5 separate regions of the Homo sapiens genome follow, and all the other regions are linked to region 3. A link is a contact called in ENCODE Hi-C or POLR2A ChIA-PET data. All regions are on one chromosome and are shown on one strand. Each heading gives the region's core, a stretch centred on a gene start or an enhancer-like site at or near the end of the contact. The rest is flanking DNA. Distances are from core to core; before and after follow the strand shown. Region 1 overlaps ATM (ATM serine/threonine kinase). Region 2 overlaps CADM1 (cell adhesion molecule 1). Region 3 holds the start of POU2AF1 (POU class 2 homeobox associating factor 1). Region 4 holds the start of LINC02703 (long intergenic non-protein coding RNA 2703). Region 5 holds the start of ATM (ATM serine/threonine kinase).

Region 1 (3,609 bases), core at 4-2,503, 3.1 Mb before region 3:
TGCAACCTCCACCTCCTAGGTTCAAGCGATTCTCCTGCCTCAGCCTCCTGAGTAGCTGGGATTACAGGCATGTGCCACCACACCCAGCTAATTTTTGTATTTTTAGTAGAGACAGGGTTTCCTCATGTTGGCCAGGCTGGTCTCGAATTCCTGACCTCAGGTGATCCACCTGCCTCAGCCTCCCAAAGTGCTGGGTTTATAGACTTGAGCCACCGCGTCTGGCCACTTGTCTTTTTTGATTTCTTTCATTAGTGTTTTATAATTGTCAGCATATAGATTTTTTGTTGTAAATTGACAATTTTTTTTCTTTAATTTTATATATTAAAAAAAATAGAGACAGGATCTCACTGTGTTGCCTAGGCTGGTCTCAAACTCCTGGGCTCAAGTGATACCCTTCCCTTGACCTCCCAAAGTGTTGGGATTATAGGCATGAGCCAACATGCCCAGCTGCAAATTGACATTTATTTATAATTGTATAAACATAAAGATTTTGTATATGTTTTGTTAGATTTATACTGCAGTAGTTTGTAATTGCATTGTTTTTAACATTTTGATTTTCAAATTGTTCAATGCACAAAAATTATACAGAAGTCCAGTTAATTTTTGTATAGTGACCTTGTATTTTGGGACCTTGCTAAAATCACTTACTAAATCTAGTAGCTTTCTTTGAATGTTCTTTTGGATTTTCTTTGTAGACAAACATGTCTTCTGTAAGCAGTAATTTTTTTTTCTTTCTTTCTGAGCCATGTGGCTTTTATTTTATTTTTGTGCTTTATTACATTGGCTAGGACCTCCAGTGTGATTTATTGTGGTAAAATATATATAACATTTATAATTTTAACTTTTTTAAGTGTACAGTTGTGTAGTATTAAGTGCATTCATATTGTTGTGTAATCATCTCCACCATCCATCTCCAGAACTTTTTTTTCTATACTCAGTAAACAATGATTTACCATTTTCCCCTCCCCTATCCCCTGGCAGCTACCATTCTACTTTCTCTCTCTATGAATTTGGCTATTTGGGGTACTTCATTTTTATGGATTGAATGTTGTGTCCCACCAATTATGTTGAAATCTAACTCCCAAAGGGATGGTATTTGGAGGTGTGGGATTTAGGAGGTAATTAGGTCCTGTGGGTCCAGCCTTCATGGATGGGATTAATGCCCTTATGAAAAGAGGCCAGAGAGCTAACTTGCTGTCTTTCTGCCATGTGAAGATACAGTTCAAAGTCAGTAGTCTGCAGCCCCAAAGAGGGCCCTCACCAGAAACCCACAATGCTGGCACCTGAGCTGCTTTCAGCCTCCAAAATTGAGAGAAATAAATTTCTGTGGTTTCTAAGCCACCTAACCTATAATACTTTGTTATAGCAGCCTGAAGTAGAGGACTCCTATAAGTATTTGTCCTTTTGCAACCTGCTTATTACACTTACCAAAATGTCTTTGAGGCTCATCAGTGTTACAGCTTTTGTCAGAATTTCACCCTTATTAAAAACTGAACACTATTCTGTTCTGTGTATATGCCACATTTTGTTAATTCATTCGTCCATTGGTGGACATGGGTTGTTTCTACCTTCTGATTATTGTGAATAATGCTGCCGTGAACATGAGTATACATCTCCTGAGTTTCCTGCTTTCAGTCTTTTGATTATATACCCAGAAGTAGAATTGCTAGATCATGTGGTAATTCTATATTTAATTTTTTAAGGAACCAACATCCTGTTTTACACAGGAGCTACGCCATTTTACATTCTCACCAGCAGCCCACAAGGGTTCCAGTTTCTCTACATTCTCACTAGCACAACTAATAGAAAATGAGGATTCCTCTTCTAGGCCTTGAAAGTGCTGCATAATTTTGCTTCTTCCTACCTGTCTAACTTAACTAAAGCGCTTCTAATTTCTGTGCTCAAGCTACACTGTCAATTATTCAGTTTCTCAAACCTAGTGGTTTCCATTTTTTTAAATTGACTTTTATCTTTTAGAGGAATTTTAAATTTACAGCAAAACGGAGTGGAAAGTCCACTGGACACACACAGCATGCCCTACTGTCAACATCTTGCACCAGTGGTACATTTGTTACCATCAGTAAACCTATGCTGGGACACATCATTATTATCCAGAGTCCAAGGTTCACTTTTGGTGGTACATATGCTATGGATTTTGACAAGTGTTTTGACATTTTTAAAGATCTTTTTCTGTATCTAATGAGATGGTCATATTTTTTTTTCCTCTGGGAGAGAATGGTAACAATTTTTCACTATTACAGAATCATACAGAATACTTTCACTGTCAGAAAAATCCTCTGTGCTTCACCTTTTCATCTCTTCCTTCTTGTAAACTGTGGGAACCATGGATCTTTTTGCTATCTCCATGGTTTAGCCTTTTCCAGCATGTCATATACAGTTGTGCGTCTCTTAACAATGTGGATATGTTCTGAGAAATACATCATTAGGCAATTTCTTTGTTGCGTGAACGTCATAGGGTGTATTTATACAAACTTAGATGGTATAACACTACGCACCTAAGCTATATGGTATTACTGCTCCTGCACTACAAACCTGTGCAGCATGTTACTATACTGAATACTGTAGGCAGCTGTAACACAATGGCAAGTATTTGTGTCTCTAAACATATATAAACATAGAGGAGGTACAGTAAAAGTATAGTATAAAGGATAAAACATGGTACACCTGTCTAGGGCACTTAACCATGAATGGAGCTTGCAGGACTGGAAGTTGCTCTGGGTATGTAAATGTGTGGTAATGTAAAGGCCTGGGATACTATATACTACTGTAGAATTTGTAAACTCTTATTCTGTACCAAATTTAAAAATTTATGTTTTTCTTTCTTCAATACTAAAGTAACATTAGCTACTATAACTTTTTTACTTTATAAACTTTAAAAATGTTTAAACTTTTTGACTCTTTTGTAATAACACTTAGCTTAAAATACAAATGCATTGTACAGCTGTACAAAAATATTTTTTCCTTATATACTTATAGATGTTTTTTCTTTTGTTCTATAAGCTTTTTAAATGAAATTATTATTACTCTATTTTTTCCTTTAAACTTTTTTGTTGAAAACAAAGACACAAACACACACATGAGCTTAGGCCTACATAAGGTCAGGATCATCAGTATCACTGTCTTCTGTCCCTGCATCTTGTCCCCCTGGGAGATCTTCAGGGACATGCACAGAGCTTTCATCTCCTATGATAATGGTGCTTTATTCTGAAATACCTCCTAAAGGACCTACCTGAGACTGTTTTACTGTTTTGTTTTGTTTTGTTTTTTAAGAAGAAGAAGGAGGAATATAGTATAAAATGGTGATAAAAAGCATAGTAGAGTAAGTACATAAACCTAACATTTTACCAGTAACTTAGTCATTTATTATCATTATCAAGGTTTATGTACTATACATGATTGTATGTATTATACTTTTATATGACTGGCAGTGCAGTGGGTTTTTTTTACACAAGTATCACCACAAATGCTTGTGAGTAATTTCTTGTGCTATGACATCACTAAGTATTTAAATAGGAATTTTTCAGTTCTGATACAATCTTACGGTACCACCTTTTCATATTGCCATTTGTCATTGAATAGAATGTTGTT
Region 2 (3,863 bases), core at 918-3,417, 3.8 Mb after region 3:
CAAAATTTATTTTAAAAACCATTTACTAAATCACAAAAAATACACCTTCAGTTTTGATAACTGATTTTCCCAATTTACTCTTTAAGTTCTGGAGAAACATCTACTATCTACTTATGGCTACAGCTGCCACAGTTACCGTAATAGCTGGCTGAAAAGGTAAGCGTTAGTCTTGCCTGCATTATACAGAAAAATGTTCCCCTCTGTTGACACATGCAGTATTTATAGGCATATTATCTGACCACGGGCAGATGAGCTATCCTCTCGCCCAGCCTAGGAATCAAATATTATAGAAGGTCTATGTGCCGAGATCTATCCCTGGGTGATGGAAACTTAAAAATAAATTCTGTTCCCCTTCCTTTGTCCTGAAAGAGAAACTTAAGCGTTTTCAACAGGTGGAATAGAAACCCTGGGATTCCACTGGCACCTCTAGAACTAAGGGACATTAAATTTTCCATTGAAGAGCCTAACTACGATATGAATATGTCAAAATACCAAACAATCCAGATGGCTGATTGAATAGCCCAGAGCTCATCATTTATATTTTAATTATGTTCATAAATCAAATGTTATAACCCACCAAACCTTTTCTGAAACAGAACCAGCCTCCAAGATTTATTTTTAAGTAATGAGGTAAAGCCTAGTACATTTTCTGGGGGATCATTTTACGCCTCGGTTGGTGTTGTAAGGCATGAGGCCAAAAGCCAGACGATACTTTCTACCCAAGTGCAATAACTGCCCAGAAATGTATCACTCAGAATGGCTTAATGTCATTATAAAATGGAACTGCTATATAAAAATAAGAAAAATAGTTAGGTCTGTACACTTAAAGAACATTACAGTTATAGACATGGCATCATCAACAGCCAATCAATTAGGTCGAGGGATCTGAGGTTTTCATAATACACTGTGAATTTTTTTAAACCCTGTAAAAGACATTTAGCAAGACTGCTATAGCAGACAAATTTGTTCATTAGTCAAAGTTGCACAGAGGGTTAAACACCAGGAGGCTTTAGGTCACACTACAGTAGCAACCAATTAAAAAAATAATATTAGAAAGACATTCTGATTTGATGAGACTTTCTTTAAATGTACTTTGCTCTCTCTATAAAGGGAAAAAATATATAAAAGGAAACTCTTAAAGAGGTTGGAATGGGTTGCTGGCAGATTACAATTGATTTCATGCCAGTCTGACCTTGCACCACATTCTGTGATCTTTTCAGAAGATGAAACTCAAGATTCTGAACCTGTATTTCAGTTTCCTATGTAAATGAAAAGACACAGTCTCCTCTGTAGGTCCAAACACTAACGTATCAGGTCTTTGCATTCCTTTATTTAGAAAAAGGTACTTTGCAGTTTCTTCATGACTGGGATGTCACCCTTCCAGGGTAGCAGAGAGGAGCAGAGCTGAGTCAGTGGAAAAGGCATCCTCATACCCTGGCAGGAGACATGCCAGCGGGAGACCTATTATCCCTGGAGTCCCCACAACCTTCCCTCTCTTCCTAAGAATTTCTAAATCAGGAAATGCAGGTGTCATATTTTCTTTGATGTGCTCAATGCAACTAGGTCCAGGGGCTTGAGTGCAAATCTGTTTCTGCAACTGCATTTGGGACACAGGCTCTTCTTCATGTTTCTTACTTAGATTTCACCCAATATTCTGAAACACCAAGGAGTATGGGGATTTGATGCTTGTGGATCAAGTGCTAATTGTTTCAAGTCCTACCAGGGAGAACTCAAGGGCAGCATGAGCACAGATGATATCAGAATGTCTGGGTAGCGGGTCTGGGTCAGCCCCTGTGCATTCAAGTGAGGAAGCATTGACTGAAGAGTCTTTGTCAATCATGGAGGATTATTGGAGTTTGGAGTAGAACGACAATGCAAAGATTAACCTGAGATTTGGTGAGTGTTAGAAGCTGTTTGAGCTCAAAGCAAGAATCAACCCCTACAATATGGCTGTCTAAATTGTTGGGGGAGGACAGCTTTGCAACTAAAGGAGGGCAATGTCTAGCAATGCCAGGTGACTGGGATTGGTGAATGAACGGAGTCACACAGAGCTCTCAGAGGAGTTAAAGAGAACATCTTGCAAAATATTTGCTTTCTATTGTCATAATACATTCATGAATAATTTTCACTGCCGTTTATTTTGTTTGTTTGCAAGGTGAAGAACCTCCTGCTGTTACATCTGTTGTTATGACTCATAGTACTGAAACTGGGCTTCCTGAAGAGGGCTGAACGATTGTGAGTGGGATGAGTCAAATCTGGTGGGACTGACGTAAGACCAATACCACAGTAGAATGCAGTCTTCTCTTGCTGCAACTTTCAGGTAGGTTTGTGGGTATTAGAATTACTGTTTACAAAAAAGAATCAAATTTGATCCCATGGTGTGGTGGCAGAAAGCTTTGTTCCCACTGCTTTTTAAATGGGGGTACATACTCACAGAATATTCTTCCATGTCTTGGAAGCAATTCTCATCATTTGTAAGCAAACACTGGGCAAGAAAATCCCTATAGCAAGATTTTCTGTACAAGAATCTTCCCTCTGTAACAAGAGAGGGGTTTTTTTGTTTTGTTTTGTTCTGTTTCTTGAAGTCTTGGTAACTAGAACGGTGCCAGGGACTGGCACACAGTAAGCATTCAAGACATAGTTGCTGGATGAATGAATGAAGGAATAAGTGAATGAGAAAGTGAAGAAACATTGGGGCATGGACTTCTCCTTCCACCTTTACTACTGATTAAAAAATAAATAAAATCAGATCACGAGTTCCCGTTAGTCCTCATCACAGAATATAATTTTGTTTTTCTTTTGGAAGGTCAATCCAGCCGCCCAAATCAGAGGTTCAGCCCAGGTGTTCTGCTTTACATATTTCCACTTCACCATACATTTATTTAGCACTTCCGATGTGTCTCTAAGTGGTGTCTTACAGGAAATCAGAAAGGATGTTGTTTGACCATTCCTTTTAGATTTTTAGATGCCAGCTTCACAACTATTTAACCTTCCACACAATCAAAATTTAACCTTGAGTTAAAAACCATTAAGTGAAGTATGTGCATTAGAAGACTGGTTTCACTATGTAAGTATTCAATGTCCACAGCCACACAGACACATCTTTTACAAATACATTAAGGTCAGTGAGATGAGAGGAGGTGGTTCTTAGTAAAACAGGCCTCTTTCTGCAGGGTATGCATTCAGAAGGCAGGTATAAAGGCAAAGGCTTTTCCCTTAAGGGTTATTCCAGTCTTGCTCACGATGTATTTGCCCAACACTCACTCTTTGTATTTTGAATACTGGTTACTCAGCCTCTTGACACTTTTGGTACTGCAGATTGTATCACTAACAATCTATAGTCCTTATAATATCAGGAACTTGGAACCAACACTACTCTGTGTTAACACAAAGAAATAATAGGTTAAAAAATTAGCTTCAATCGGGGTTCTTCATTCCTTGATTATTTCTCATAAGGAATCATAAATACTAAAATAACCTCCCTGAAACTCAATTCACTGCTTTAAAAAAAAAATAAAAGGGAGAGTGGGAGGAAGAGCGTATTCCGTTTAAAAAAAAAAAAAAAAGAGAGAGAGAGAGAGAGAGAGACTGGAGATCAGAGAGAAACAGGCCAAATCTGAAAACGCCAGCTATTATGCTCTGAAGAATACAACCTGGAAACAGAATTGATGAGGGAGAGGATTTGACATAGAAGCTGCTCTTGGGAACTAAGTGTTATCCTCCACTCCAAATAGGAAAGATTTTCTGATTTCCAGGTTTTCCTCTCTCCTTCAATGCAGGGCACTATCGATACCAGAGAAACATTTATTTTGGCACAGATAAAGAACAGGTTTTGATCATCTCCTCAATGCCCAATTTTCCTC
Region 3 (4,005 bases), core at 1,473-3,972:
CTTAACCAAAAGCCAGGGTTCACATTTAGTCCACAAACTAGGGTCATGGGCTAGGTAGGGAGGAGGTAACATTCACAAAGTGAATGTTTTCTTAACCCTTTCCAGAACCCCATAGTACAGTCATTTCAGCTCATGCCTCGAGGGTGTTTTCTGAAAAAAGAAAGTGCCCTTTCAGCACTCTTGGTGTCTGATTTCAAACCCTGCCCTTCCATCGGGTGACTCTAAGTGGGCTGACATGCTGCCCTGTTTTTACTGATTTTCCCACACGGTTTAGTCACCCAGGTGCCCTCTATACCACATACTTGGGTTCAGGCTAAGGGGGTGGGTCCAGAGCCCAGGGTCTCTCCTACTTTTCCTTTAAGGCTTAAAGGACAATTCAAGATAATTTTGATTTGTGTTCATCTGAACATGTGGAAACATTCACCCCAGTTATTCCATTGATGAGCTTACAATGTGGTCTCCCTTACAATGGAGTTTTGATCTATCTGACTGGTCTCCAGGGTGTGAGCAGGAAGCATGCCCTCCAGCATCCCCTTTAAAAAATTTGGGGGACAGGTGCAGTGACTCACACCTGTTTGGGAGGTCAAAGCGGGTGGATCACTTGAGTCCAGGAGTTCGAGACCAGGCTGAACAACATAGTAAAACACCATCTCTACTAAAAATACAAAAAAAAAAAAAACAGCTGGGTGTGGTGGCGGGCACCTGTAGTCCCAGCTACTAGGGAGGGTGAGGCGAGAGAATCACTTGAACCCAGGAGGCAGAGGTTGCAGTGAGCCGAGATCGCGCCACTGCACTCCAGCCTGGGCAACAGAGCAACACTCTGTCTCAAAAAACAAACAAACAAACAAAAAAAGTCTGTTCATCTCTTAGAAGGAATTAGAAATGAAAAAATGTACTACAGAACCAAGAGGGGAGAATATGGCAGATGGTGAATGCAGGGAAGCAACTCATATCTCAGAGGCTGATGCAGACAGAGCAATGAACATGACTTCGGTGGCACCTCACTTACTAAGGATAGATCCTCAGTGTGGATATGATTTTTACCCCCACTTAACATACAAAAAACCTAAGGATTGAGAAAAAGGAAAGTGGCTTGCTCATAGAAGGTAGGAGCTGAGGCAAAACTCCTTCCAGGGGCTCACACAAAAATCAAATGATTCAGCCCTGAGTGAAAGGGCACACAGATGCTTAGGGGCCCCCAGTAAAAAGATGAATGCCCACCTGCTCTCATCCACACAGCACTCACAACAGGGTCAGCTGCCATTGTCCCAGAAAGGATAGGCTGCCGCTGCTCCATCGCCTGTTGGGAAGAGTGGCGTGCCAACAATTCTTGAATATTCCTAGTTATCTTGGAAGGAGTCCATAACTCTCAAACCCAAATTAAAGCTCATTTCTCTTTATTTTTTTAAAAAATTGACCTTTTGATATCAAACAATGGTGGGTCTTCACAACCTGAGAAATTTTGAAATCACTCTTCTGTGTTACTGGTTAATCAGCTTAATTCCAGAGAAATTTACATAAGACATAAAGCAAACAATAAATTGGTGATGACAGTGTCACATTTTAATCAATGAAGTTATATTTTCCGAACTTTAGTGGATCCAATCAAGTATCTTTCCATAAAATAAAAACATTCCCTAATATATCTTCTTCTGTAAATCTAGATTCTCTTATATTAAGCTTGCTTGAGGCACAGCATACTAAAATTAATTAAAACGAATTTTAAGGAACCAAGAATCTTTAAGAGAAAGACAGAGCAATTTTTGGTCATTCTTCTTGCTTGAGGAAGTATAGAACTAGCCCCAATAAGGTTCAACTCTCAGAAGCTGATGAGTTGACGCTGTTTACCTCGTGAAAAGAATGTTGTAAATAATCTGTATTATTTCAGTTATTAGTAAGGTAAGTCGCTGTTTGGTCCACATAAAGGAAAATAAAGTTCACAATTGTTTCATCCAACTCCGGGGATAAAAATCAAGGCCAAAGATAAACCCACTGCATCCTTTGCAGTGGGATGGACAAGCCTTGTCACAGAAGGGGAAAAAGAATGACGAAAGGCAAGACAGTGGAGCAAGTGAGGACACGCTTCACCGAGCCAGATCTCCACTCCTCCCAGGGTATCCACAGGGACAAGTCACACCTGGCAGAAAGCTAAGTCACTCAGCTAGAAACAGGCCCAGGGAATTCAACAGAAGGCTGAAGAGCCACTGCTTATGGAAATAAAGCCCCTCCTGTAAAGAACTGCATGGCTTTTCCCTCCCAACCCCAAACCCATCCCACATCTGGCTTTTGTTGTGTGAATCATAAACTGCCCTTTCTTCACCACAGTGATTCATGCACAGAAGCGGAGGTACCCTGAGCCGTCCCACCTTGGAACACTAGTTCGTTCCCCTCCAGCCTGGAAAATCAGCATCACCTCTGACAGGCTGGTTTCTCCACCAGGCTCCATCCCGCCCACCTCCCCCCTCCCTGCTCCGGGGCTTGGAACCCAGACCCCCTCCCCCCGTGGCCCCATCACCTCCACCACCAGCTCCCCAATTCCAGACCAAGCTGTGATCGCCCTGCCCCGCTGGCACTCGCTTGGGTCTGACAGCCACAGCCAAACCACTTACGTTTTTGCCAGAGCATGGCCTGTGACAGGATGTTGCCTTTTCTCTTTGAAGCCGACAGTTTGGCTTCTTTAATGTGAGACCGGGGTGTGTTTTCCTCCAGTGGAGCCACCGCTTGAGCTGAGGCTGTTTCCTGGGCTTTTTAAAGGCCTGGGTTCCCGCTGCGTGGGCCGCGTCATCACATCCTCCCACCTCAGGCACCGGTGCAACGTTTCTGCAGCCAGGCCGCCTGTCACCCCACTGTGCGCGCCCCAGCGGCCCCGGCCCAGAGCGCTCCACACTCGGAGCTAGCCAGCTGGGACAGAGCAACAGCGCAGCGCGGGCAGCCACAGCCTGCACCGGCCCCGCGGGGACCTGCTGTGTGTGGGTGTGAAGGTGGTGTGGGGCAAGCTGTGGGAACCCCGTGTCAAGCCCTCCCCAGGCCAGTGATGAGCCCAAAAGCTCCTCTGGAAAACGTTGATCTTTGCACGGCGCCCATGCAGGCTTCCAGGCCACCAGGGCATGGGCAGGACTCAGCCCGCCATGGGCGCCTGCTCAGCGGGAAATGCGATTCCCAGGGGTCACTGGTTCTCAACTGGGAGGAAACACCTGTCATCTCTTCAAGCCTCAGTAAACAACCTCCTCATTCTTTCAATATTGCTTTTCTGTTTATTCCATTTTGAAACACAGTAGCCCCTCCCCTCGCCCCCAGCCACCCCCAAAATGGCAAGGCTTAATCATGCTGAAATATGGGGGCGCTGGCTCTGATGTCGGCTATGCCCACGGAAAAAGAGGCCAACCCTCAAGGAAGGAAGGAGAACATGCCCGTGCTCTTTGACTGGATCTGGGCTTGTAGGCACAAGATGAACAGAGCCTCTTTGCGAGTGCCCACCCACTGATAACAGGAAGCTTCTTTAAGTAAGTCATGGGCTCACCATCTGGAAGTGTAGATGGTGTTGGCTACCGGTTCCTTCACAGTTTGGAAGCCTTCTGCCACTGCATATCTGAGGTCCACATGCTCAGGCTCCAGGGACTCAGTCAGTTTGGGGTCAAGACCCCTTGGCACACCCCCTAGAGCAGGTGTGGGGCCTTGCTGCTCTGCCATCCATACTGCCTCAGAGCCATCTTGCACCACCTAGACCTGATCATGCTATCCCCTAGCCTACAAAGCATTCACCTTCTCCCTTCAGCCACAGAGCTGGAGGCCTAGAAGGCCTCCCACAATCGAGCCGTTGCCTTCCTTTCCAGCCTCACCACCAACTGCCCTCCTACCACTGGTCCCAGTGCCCTCTAAGCACCACCAAACACCCATGCAATTCCCTGCCTTTGACCTTGCCGTCCTCTCTTGCCGGAAGGACAAACCCCCAGCCCAGAGAATACTTGTTCGTCTTCTCAGATCTTAGAGCACTTTGTTCATTAT
Region 4 (4,054 bases), core at 1,262-3,761, 4.5 Mb after region 3:
ACTCTCTCATTTCTCTCTCTCTCTCTCTCTCTCTCTCTCTGTCACTCTCTCTGTCTCTCCCATCCTCCCTTCCTTTCTGTTTTCGTTTTATCCTCAGATATTTACTGAATACATGCCATGTTCCAAACATTCAGAAAGGAGTTGTAATCGATAAAGAAGACACCTGTCTACAAGAAGCTTACAGTCTACTGGCCAGAGATGAGATGTGTCCACAGATAACCATGCTGCAAGTTAAGTAAAGAAGAATCTGTAAGAGTGCTATGCCACTGTGACCTGTTCTTTGAAAAAGCTTGAAATGAAATCACAAAGCAACTTTCTTGATTTCCCACTATTTACATTTACTTAAGGAGGAAAGTTCTACTAACCCCAAATATGTACATGGAAAGATCCATGACCTTTAGGAATATTTTGGGGGAAATAAAATGTTCAATGATACCTGAAATCATATCTAGATTGAACTCATATTTAGAATGCCTGATCCCATGTAATGGTCAAAGCTTCCAACTTCATACAAAGTTATAGCTGGTTTCTCTCTCCCCAGCCAGTGCCTGCAACAGGGCAGGGGTTGAATGGTCAGCTTGTATCGGCAGAGGTCCCATTGTTCCTGCATGCGGCCCAGTGGGCAGGGCCTAACTTTGTACCATCCCAGCTCTCTTGCTTGCAAAGCCCATATGAAAACCCTAGGAAACACTTAGGCATCTTTGCCTGAGCAGATACTGGGAGAGCAACTCACCCATGTGCCACCTCCTCTGCTTTCCTCCCTTCTGTCACCCAGATTTTACAGGTGAAGGTCACATGTCAGGCACTCATTCTCCCACACTACAGGGGACATACACTCTGCTGTCTGAGTGGTCCCATTGAAGACCCCCTAGCAGACTGGAGATAAGGTACAGTTACACCTGCCTCTCCCCTTAGGGAGGTGGAACTCACAGCTCACCTGTCTCTAAAGAAGCCCTCTTCACAAATACCTTCCTGTCAACCTCCCACACACTTATTTTTTTAATACCCTTGACAAGAGTGAGGGTTTTGAGCTGTGAAACCAGTTTCTGGATATTTCCTTTGAAATTTCCATCCCAGTCTGGCTCCTTGCTGGAGCAGCCAATATTCTGCCATTTCAGGTGCTGAGCCCTGGCCTGGGAGGTGCCAGCAGGGAGAGGCCAATTCCAGCAGAGGAGAGTCCAGGCATGTGGGGATATGGTGGTGTTCTCCATGGAGGGAGAAACAGGGCATTAATAAAACAGTGCCAGGAATAACCCTGTGATTGATGGGTAAAGGTCATGGACTCTGGGATACTGGCAGGCACTGATGGGAACCTGTTAGGGCTGGACCGGGACCATCTCTGGCTTCCTGCTTCCCTCAGGTACCAGGATGCTCTGCTATGGTCTCTGGCAAAACTGAGCACTGGGGCTGGGCACATAATTTTGCCTGGGACAACTGCTGTAGGGGCTTCAGAATGCCTGGTTTTCTAAATTTTATTGGTGTCAGGAGAGAGCTTTGATAAGCTTTAATGTGCTATTAATTATTTGGGCTGTTAAAAAAGGGAGTGCATGAGAGGCTTGGAGTTGAATGATCTCATTTCTGAGGTTCTGAGGAGGTACACACATACACCCCAGTGGAAGCCAACTCAGGATCCAGCTGCTCACGGAGTTCCTCCCTCTGCTCAGACACCAAGAGTGCTGCTGCCTGAGACTGAGCAGAGTAGGGAACTGGGGAGGATCTCCACTGCTTTAAACTTAAATGTAACTTGGGCAATTTGGACTTTCTTTGGGCTTTAATTCGCAAGGGCTAAATACTTTGATTTTGGACTTTAATCTCTTTGGGATTTTAATCTCTAAATTTTTCCCTAGGAATTTGATAATGGGAAGGGTTTATATCCAAATTTGGGACATCTTATTTTCCCATTTATTATTGAAGAAATCTTTATGCATTTTTTATTAGCTCTTTATGCATTTTATTATTGAAGTATCTTCACTCTGCTATTAAACCTCATTACAGAACCTCTGATGAGGTTAGTGGTCCATGTGGCTGGACATCAATTTGGATTGGAAATAGAACAGGCTCTGAACTTGCAGTCTTAGACACAACATAGCCTTGGACTGGATTTTATTAACACACTGTTCTGGCTCATCTCAGAGGCTTATGGAAGTGAAATCAACAGTGTCTTAGGATGGTCCCAGGAAGGCACAGGAAGGAACAGAAGTTGATGCTGGGGGAGCGACCTCCTGCTCAGATAGTTAGCTCATCCCCTCCTGGAGCCAGATGACCACATACCTGGTTGTCCAGGGGTTAAACATTAAGCCCAGCTGGTTAAGATAACAAAAATCTGGGGAATTTTTATCCCCTTCCTTCTCTAGTTTTCATATAGAGGGACTTCCCTGACCCCACACACTTGGCCCCTCTCTACTCCCTTTTTGACCCAGCTAGGAGTGATTTGTCACTTGAGTTTATGTATGACTCACTCTCTTCCCCTCCCTCTCCCTCTCTTTTGGTATATGCCTGCCCTGGGAGAACACACAAGCTCTGCTGTCAGCCATGTGGTAAGATTCGTGGGGCTGGCTCTGCCCCGACTGGGGAAGCCTGAAGTTTTGGGGGATCAGATCAGCTCAGGGGTAGAGTAGCAGGTCATTCTGGTCTGACACAAGCCACCCCCTCTAATTTAACATTATCAGGAATAAAGGTGCTATTTCGATCTTCATTTCTCTGGCTCTTGGTCTGTCAATGGAGTGGTTCTGTAGTCGGAGAGGGTGAAAGTGGAGTTACAAATTTGCCCCCCTCAAACCTGAGAAGCAACTCTTTGGACCAATAGCAAAGTGATTTCTCAGCTGTGAACTAACAGTTTGCTTTTGGAATGAATCATGTGCTTTCAATTTTCCACTTCAAAAACACACACTTCAGCAGAAGTCACTTTACAGCAAATGAAAGAAGAAATTTCCCCAGGGGAGAAAGGTGTTTGTTACTTAGAGGAGGGTAGAAGGGATGACTTAGGAGCATCTATTTTTCCCAACTGTGAAGTCACCAGGAGGTCTTTTTGATATTATTGCCCTTCTAGCCAATAAGGCAGTGGTTTGCAAAATGCTAGCAATTAAGCAGTGCTCTAATTGGCTGAATTGTATCTCTCTGTCCAGAGTTCTGGGAGAGAACATAGGCAGGGTTAGGCATGGGAGAATGTGTCTGACTCACAACGAAGGTAGGAAGGGCTGGGTGGGTTTTATTGTGGGATAACTTTCCCAGAGCCTCCTCTATTTAGCTCTCCACATGGAAGCAGGGCTGTCAAAATGGCAAGTTCTACAGAGTGCCCCATTGCAACTGCTCCTCATTAAACTCCCTTCAGAGTCAAGAATGTGTTCACTCTCCTCTTCCTCTTTATATACTCACCACCGCCATCGCCAGCACCTTCACCTTCATCATTGTCTCTCTCATTTATGGAGCACTGTGCTAAGCCATTTTTATGCATGATCTTCTCCTCACAACAACCCTGTGAGATAGATACCCTTATTTCCCCCCATTTCCAATGGGTAAACTGAGGCTGCAGGAAATTGAGCCAATAAATGGTAGAGCCAGAATTCCAGTTCAGACCAAATGTGACTCCAGTACACTATGCAATGTAGATGCCTATCCAATGTCTTCTTGGATGCTTCCAATGACGAGGTGCTCAGTAACTCCTGAGCTTCCCGTTGCACTGTTGGACAGATTGCAAGCTTTCCTCCCCAGGTCTCTGACATTCTGCCTGTCGTTACACAGAATGCATCCTGTCACACCATGGCAGCATGTTTGATTGAGGCAGGGCCCTAGTTAATGCTTTGCAGTCAAGCAGGGATACTGGGCTGGTGTAATGTAAAATGCTGACCTGGGGAAATGGCATTTCACTGAACTCACTGAGGCTTGAAATGGGTGTGCTGTGAACTGTACGGCCTTGCCCTCCTGAAGAGAGGGCCCCGAGGGATAGCTGGAAGGCCTGGCAGAGTGCCTCTCCTCCCTCTCAGCATGCCATGGCCTTCTAGGGGGCTTCCAGTTCCATGCTGAGGCTATACTTCCCTCTCAGGGAGAGCTGGTT
Region 5 (3,688 bases), core at 1,189-3,688, 3.2 Mb before region 3:
AATAATAAACCTCATATGAGAAAGATATACACGATATGTATCTATTTAAGATGTAAAATGATAAACGACAAAAGTAAGAGCATTAGGCATGGGGAGGCTTTTTTGTATTGTATACTCCTGCCCATCTGAAATTTTTAGTAAGAATAGAATTATCTCAACTTTCAGACTAAAAGGTATAGTGTGAAAGCTTCAGGGAGATTTGTAACAACAGTAAATAAAATGAATTGCGAGGACAACTGTCTGGGAAGCCATGACAGAAGTCCAAAAGAGAAGTAATGGCAGGCACATTGCGGGATTGGTGGCAGTGAAAATGGAATGTGAATGACAAAGATTTTTAAGATAAGAAAACCATGGCTGGCGTTTTTTGTCCATTAAATGAAAAGCAGGAAGTCAGCAGAGTAGCTGGTTTGTGGAGAAAGAATACTCACACATCGATGTGAATTATTTCAATTAGAAAATGATACTGCTTTCTTAGGGCTTTCTTAACTAGGGGTGATTCTGCCCTCCAGGGGACATACTAGCAATATCTAGAGACATTTTCACTGATCACAACTGGGTAAGGGTAGGGTGGGGAACGGGTGTCCTACTGTAATCTAGTGAATAGAAGCCAGGAATGCTGCTAAACATCCTACAATGTTTGAGCACAGGATAGCTCCCCACAATAAAGAATTATGAGGCCCAAAATGTTAACAGTACTGAGGCTGAGAAACCATGTTTAAGACTATAGTTACCGAAACTCAACTAGATTACCAAACTGCCAAAACTCAGAATTCTTAAGCAAAAGATTAATCAGACATTAACAAAACATTAAACTTGTCATTAAGTTTCTTCAAAAATGGATGGTGGAACCATTTCCGTTTAACGTTTCCTGCAAAATGTGCTTATCAAGAGCCCTGCGCAAATAACATTTTTGTGGACAGCGCTGGGCATTTAAAAGAGGCACAAGACAAATGGGTTTTCCGAACAATAAAATAATAGTAGTAATGGCTGTGAATACTATGGGAGGTTTCATCACAGATGCTTGCCATTTACTTTTAGGGACGTCGCATACGACGTCCGTAAATTACTGGCTCGGGTTTTGAGCTTTACCTGGCTCTCGTCCCCTGTAGTACAATCCTCTTTATTCTTTCAGGGGACAAACAACAACAAAACCCGTCTCTCACACAGACAATACACCCTGACAGACAAGTGACCCACAAACAATCCCTCCTCAAATGAAGGTAAAACTAGGGCTAGAAAACGTTCAACTAATTTAAGGCAATTAACCCTCTGAAATTTTTCGCTGATCAAAGGAACAGGAATTGCTGTTTTAAAATATGCAACTGGCATTTCACACCTCTACACTGGACGACGTATTGCGTGGAGGATGGAGAAGGAAGATCACCCCTACTCCCAAATTCGTAGTTATAAGGGCGGGTTATTAGAAGGGCGCCAGGAAGGTCTCTCTACAAAGATGGGGGGCCGGGGAACTCCCTATTTGCCCTATTTTGGTCCCAACACTGAACCAAGGAAATTGCGCCCAAGGTTGAAGCACACGCAATCCGTCCGTCATGCAGACAAATGCTCTTTCAGGGGTCCTAATTAAGTGTGGAGGCCTGACTTTCCTTCCGAATCCGCCCCAGGTGTTCCACCCCGAGCTTCCCCTCGGGCTTCCCCTCGCCACGCAGCCTCTGAAGAGAGGAGCATCTACATACAAAGAGGCTTAAACTGCCCAGAACCTCCGAATGACGAAGAATCACCGCCAGTCTCAACTCGTAAGCTGGGAGGCAAAACCCCAAAGCTTCCCTACCAAGGGAAAACCTTTGGCCTCAAAGGTCCTTCTGTCCAGCATAGCCGGGTCCAATAACCCTCCATCCCGCGTCCGCGCTTACCCAATACAAGCCGGGCTACGTCCGAGGGTAACAACATGATCAAAACCACAGCAGGAACCACAATAAGGAACAAGACTCAGGTTAAAGCAAACACAGCGACAGCTCCTGCGCCGCATCTCCTGGTTCCAGTGGCGGCACTGAACTCGCGGCAATTTGTCCCGCCTCTTTCGCTTCACGGCAGCCAATCGCTTCCGCCAGAGAAAGAAAGGCGCCGAAATGAAACCCGCCTCCGTTCGCCTTCGGAACTGTCGTCACTTCCGTCCTCAGACTTGGAGGGGCGGGGATGAGGAGGGCGGGGAGGACGACGAGGGCGAAGAGGGTGGGTGAGAGCCCCGGAGCCCGAGCCGAAGGGCGAGCCGCAAACGCTAAGTCGCTGGCCATTGGTGGACATGGCGCAGGCGCGTTTGCTCCGACGGGCCGAATGTTTTGGGGCAGTGTTTTGAGCGCGGAGACCGCGTGATACTGGATGCGCATGGGCATACCGTGCTCTGCGGCTGCTTGGCGTTGCTTCTTCCTCCAGAAGTGGGCGCTGGGCAGTCACGCAGGGTTTGAACCGGAAGCGGGAGTAGGTAGCTGCGTGGCTAACGGAGAAAAGAAGCCGTGGCCGCGGGAGGAGGCGAGAGGAGTCGGGATCTGCGCTGCAGCCACCGCCGCGGTTGATACTACTTTGACCTTCCGAGTGCAGTGGTAGGGGCGCGGAGGCAACGCAGCGGCTTCTGCGCTGGGAAATTCAGTCGTGTGCGACCCAGTCTGTCCTCTCCCCAGACCGCCAATCTCATGCACCCCTCCAGAGTGGCCCTTGACTCCTCCCTCTCCTCACTCCATCTTTCCTGGCCTCTCTCCGGGTGCTTAGCGGACTTGGCCAATAACCTCCTCCTTTTAAACGCCCTGAATTGAACCCTGCCTCCTGCGCATCCTCTTTTTGTGTCACCTTAGGGTTCAGATTTAACTACGCGACTTGACTAGTCATCTTTTGATCTCTCTCTCGTATTTAGTACTTTTAGTCAGCGAGCATTTATTGATATTTCAACTTCAGCCTCGCGGTTAAGAGCTTGGGCTCTGGAATCATACGGCTGGAATTGGAATTCTGTCAGTCGTGTGGCCGCTCTCTACTGTCTTGTGAAGATAAGTGAGATAATCTTGACCTGTGGTGAGCACTCGTGAGCGTTAGCTGCTGTATTTACCAGGTACAGATAAGACAACTACAGTGGATGATAATGTATGTGGTGATAGGGGAGTACTCTGATGGTAGAGGAGTGACTTTGGTTCTCTGCAAACTCAGCCTGAGACTATCAATTCAGTTTGTGGTGAGACCTCGCAGTGTTACCTTGGCAGATGGTAGAAGCCTTCCAGATGGAAGGAAAAATGCGTGTAAAGGCACAAAGTGTAGAAGGACCCTGAAGCTCCAGCGTGAGGCCTGGCATTGAATGAAATATATTTTGTGGGTTTTCAGCTGCTGAAGTCATAGGAATGGATGAGACCAAGAAAACAAAGCTGTTTTTGAGGTATGAGCGGAAGAAGAGATATCAGGAGACTTTCGAAACAGTCATAACGGAAGTTAATATGATCATTGCTAACATTTGCTGTGTTTCAGGCACTGTAAGCATGTATATGGGTCCTTAAAGGGACTCATAGAGGTAGGTACTAGTATTGTTTTTCCTTTTATCATTGAGAAACTGAGGTTTGAAGAGATTAGTGAACTTGCTCTAGATTATACAGTTTGTAAGTGGCTGAACCAGGATTTGAACTAATACAATCTGACTACAGAGGCCACACTCCTTAGCACTAGAAAAGAATGGCATGCCAAGGGCAGAGTT

Evidence for each region. Hi-C counts contacts between places; a loop is a spot of excess contacts on that map. ChIA-PET counts read pairs that join two places held with the same protein, here RNA polymerase II (POLR2A). Pooled maps may share reads with other maps.
Region 1: a loop to region 3 is called in a pooled map, with 5 times the contacts of the local background. The contact joins the enhancer-like site here to the promoter of POU2AF1 in region 3. A Hi-C loop is called at or near these places in 4 of 50 pooled maps.
Region 2: a loop to region 3 is called in a map with no recorded cell type, with 7 times the contacts of the local background. The contact joins the enhancer-like site here to the promoter of POU2AF1 in region 3. A Hi-C loop is called at or near these places in 3 of 37 single-sample maps with no recorded cell type and 2 of 50 pooled maps.
Region 4: a loop to region 3 is called in a map with no recorded cell type, with 8 times the contacts of the local background. The contact joins the promoter of LINC02703 here to the promoter of POU2AF1 in region 3. A Hi-C loop is called at or near these places in 3 of 37 single-sample maps with no recorded cell type and 3 of 50 pooled maps.
Region 5: a map with no recorded cell type shows a loop between it and region 3 (9-fold over the local background). The contact joins the promoter of ATM here to the promoter of POU2AF1 in region 3. A Hi-C loop is called at or near these places in 2 of 37 single-sample maps with no recorded cell type and 7 of 50 pooled maps. POLR2A ChIA-PET finds 5 or more read pairs at or near these places in 1 of 52 experiments (activated CD4-positive, alpha-beta T cell).

What each region holds. Positions count from the first base shown.
Region 1 is chr11:108,238,003-108,241,611 of GRCh38, forward strand. The region is part of intron 5 of ATM (ATM serine/threonine kinase); the gene reads left to right. Among named protein-coding and RNA genes, the nearest start is that of ATM, 17 kb to the left of the region's middle. Within about 2 kb of position 1,254, at least 3 of the 41 ENCODE cell types and tissues checked have a DNase peak (open chromatin) inside an H3K27ac peak, as active enhancers do.
Region 2 is chr11:115,220,409-115,224,271 of GRCh38, forward strand. The region is part of intron 5 of CADM1 (cell adhesion molecule 1); the gene reads right to left. Among named protein-coding and RNA genes, the nearest start is that of CADM1-AS1, 170 kb to the right of the region's middle. RefSeq lists an enhancer at 2,132-2,940. Within about 2 kb of position 2,168, at least 6 of the 41 ENCODE cell types and tissues checked have a DNase peak (open chromatin) inside an H3K27ac peak, as active enhancers do.
Region 3 is chr11:111,376,553-111,380,557 of GRCh38, forward strand. POU2AF1 (POU class 2 homeobox associating factor 1) reads right to left here and starts at 2,723. Exons shown (of 5, transcript NM_006235.3): 1 at 2,610-2,723. The coding sequence starts at 2,625. RefSeq lists enhancers at 2,650-2,699, 3,350-3,439, 3,660-3,879.
Region 4 is chr11:115,917,125-115,921,178 of GRCh38, forward strand. LINC02703 (long intergenic non-protein coding RNA 2703) reads left to right here and starts at 2,512. Exons shown (of 7, transcript NR_187258.1): 1 at 2,512-3,187. RefSeq lists an enhancer at 2,208-2,357.
Region 5 is chr11:108,220,629-108,224,316 of GRCh38, forward strand. ATM (ATM serine/threonine kinase) reads left to right here and starts at 2,439. Exons shown (of 63, transcript NM_000051.4): 1 at 2,439-2,558. NPAT (nuclear protein, coactivator of histone transcription) reads right to left here and starts at 2,010. Exons shown (of 18, transcript NM_002519.3): 1 at 1,872-2,010. The coding sequence starts at 1,908. RefSeq lists enhancers at 1,906-1,965, 2,376-2,535, 2,846-2,925, 3,276-3,325.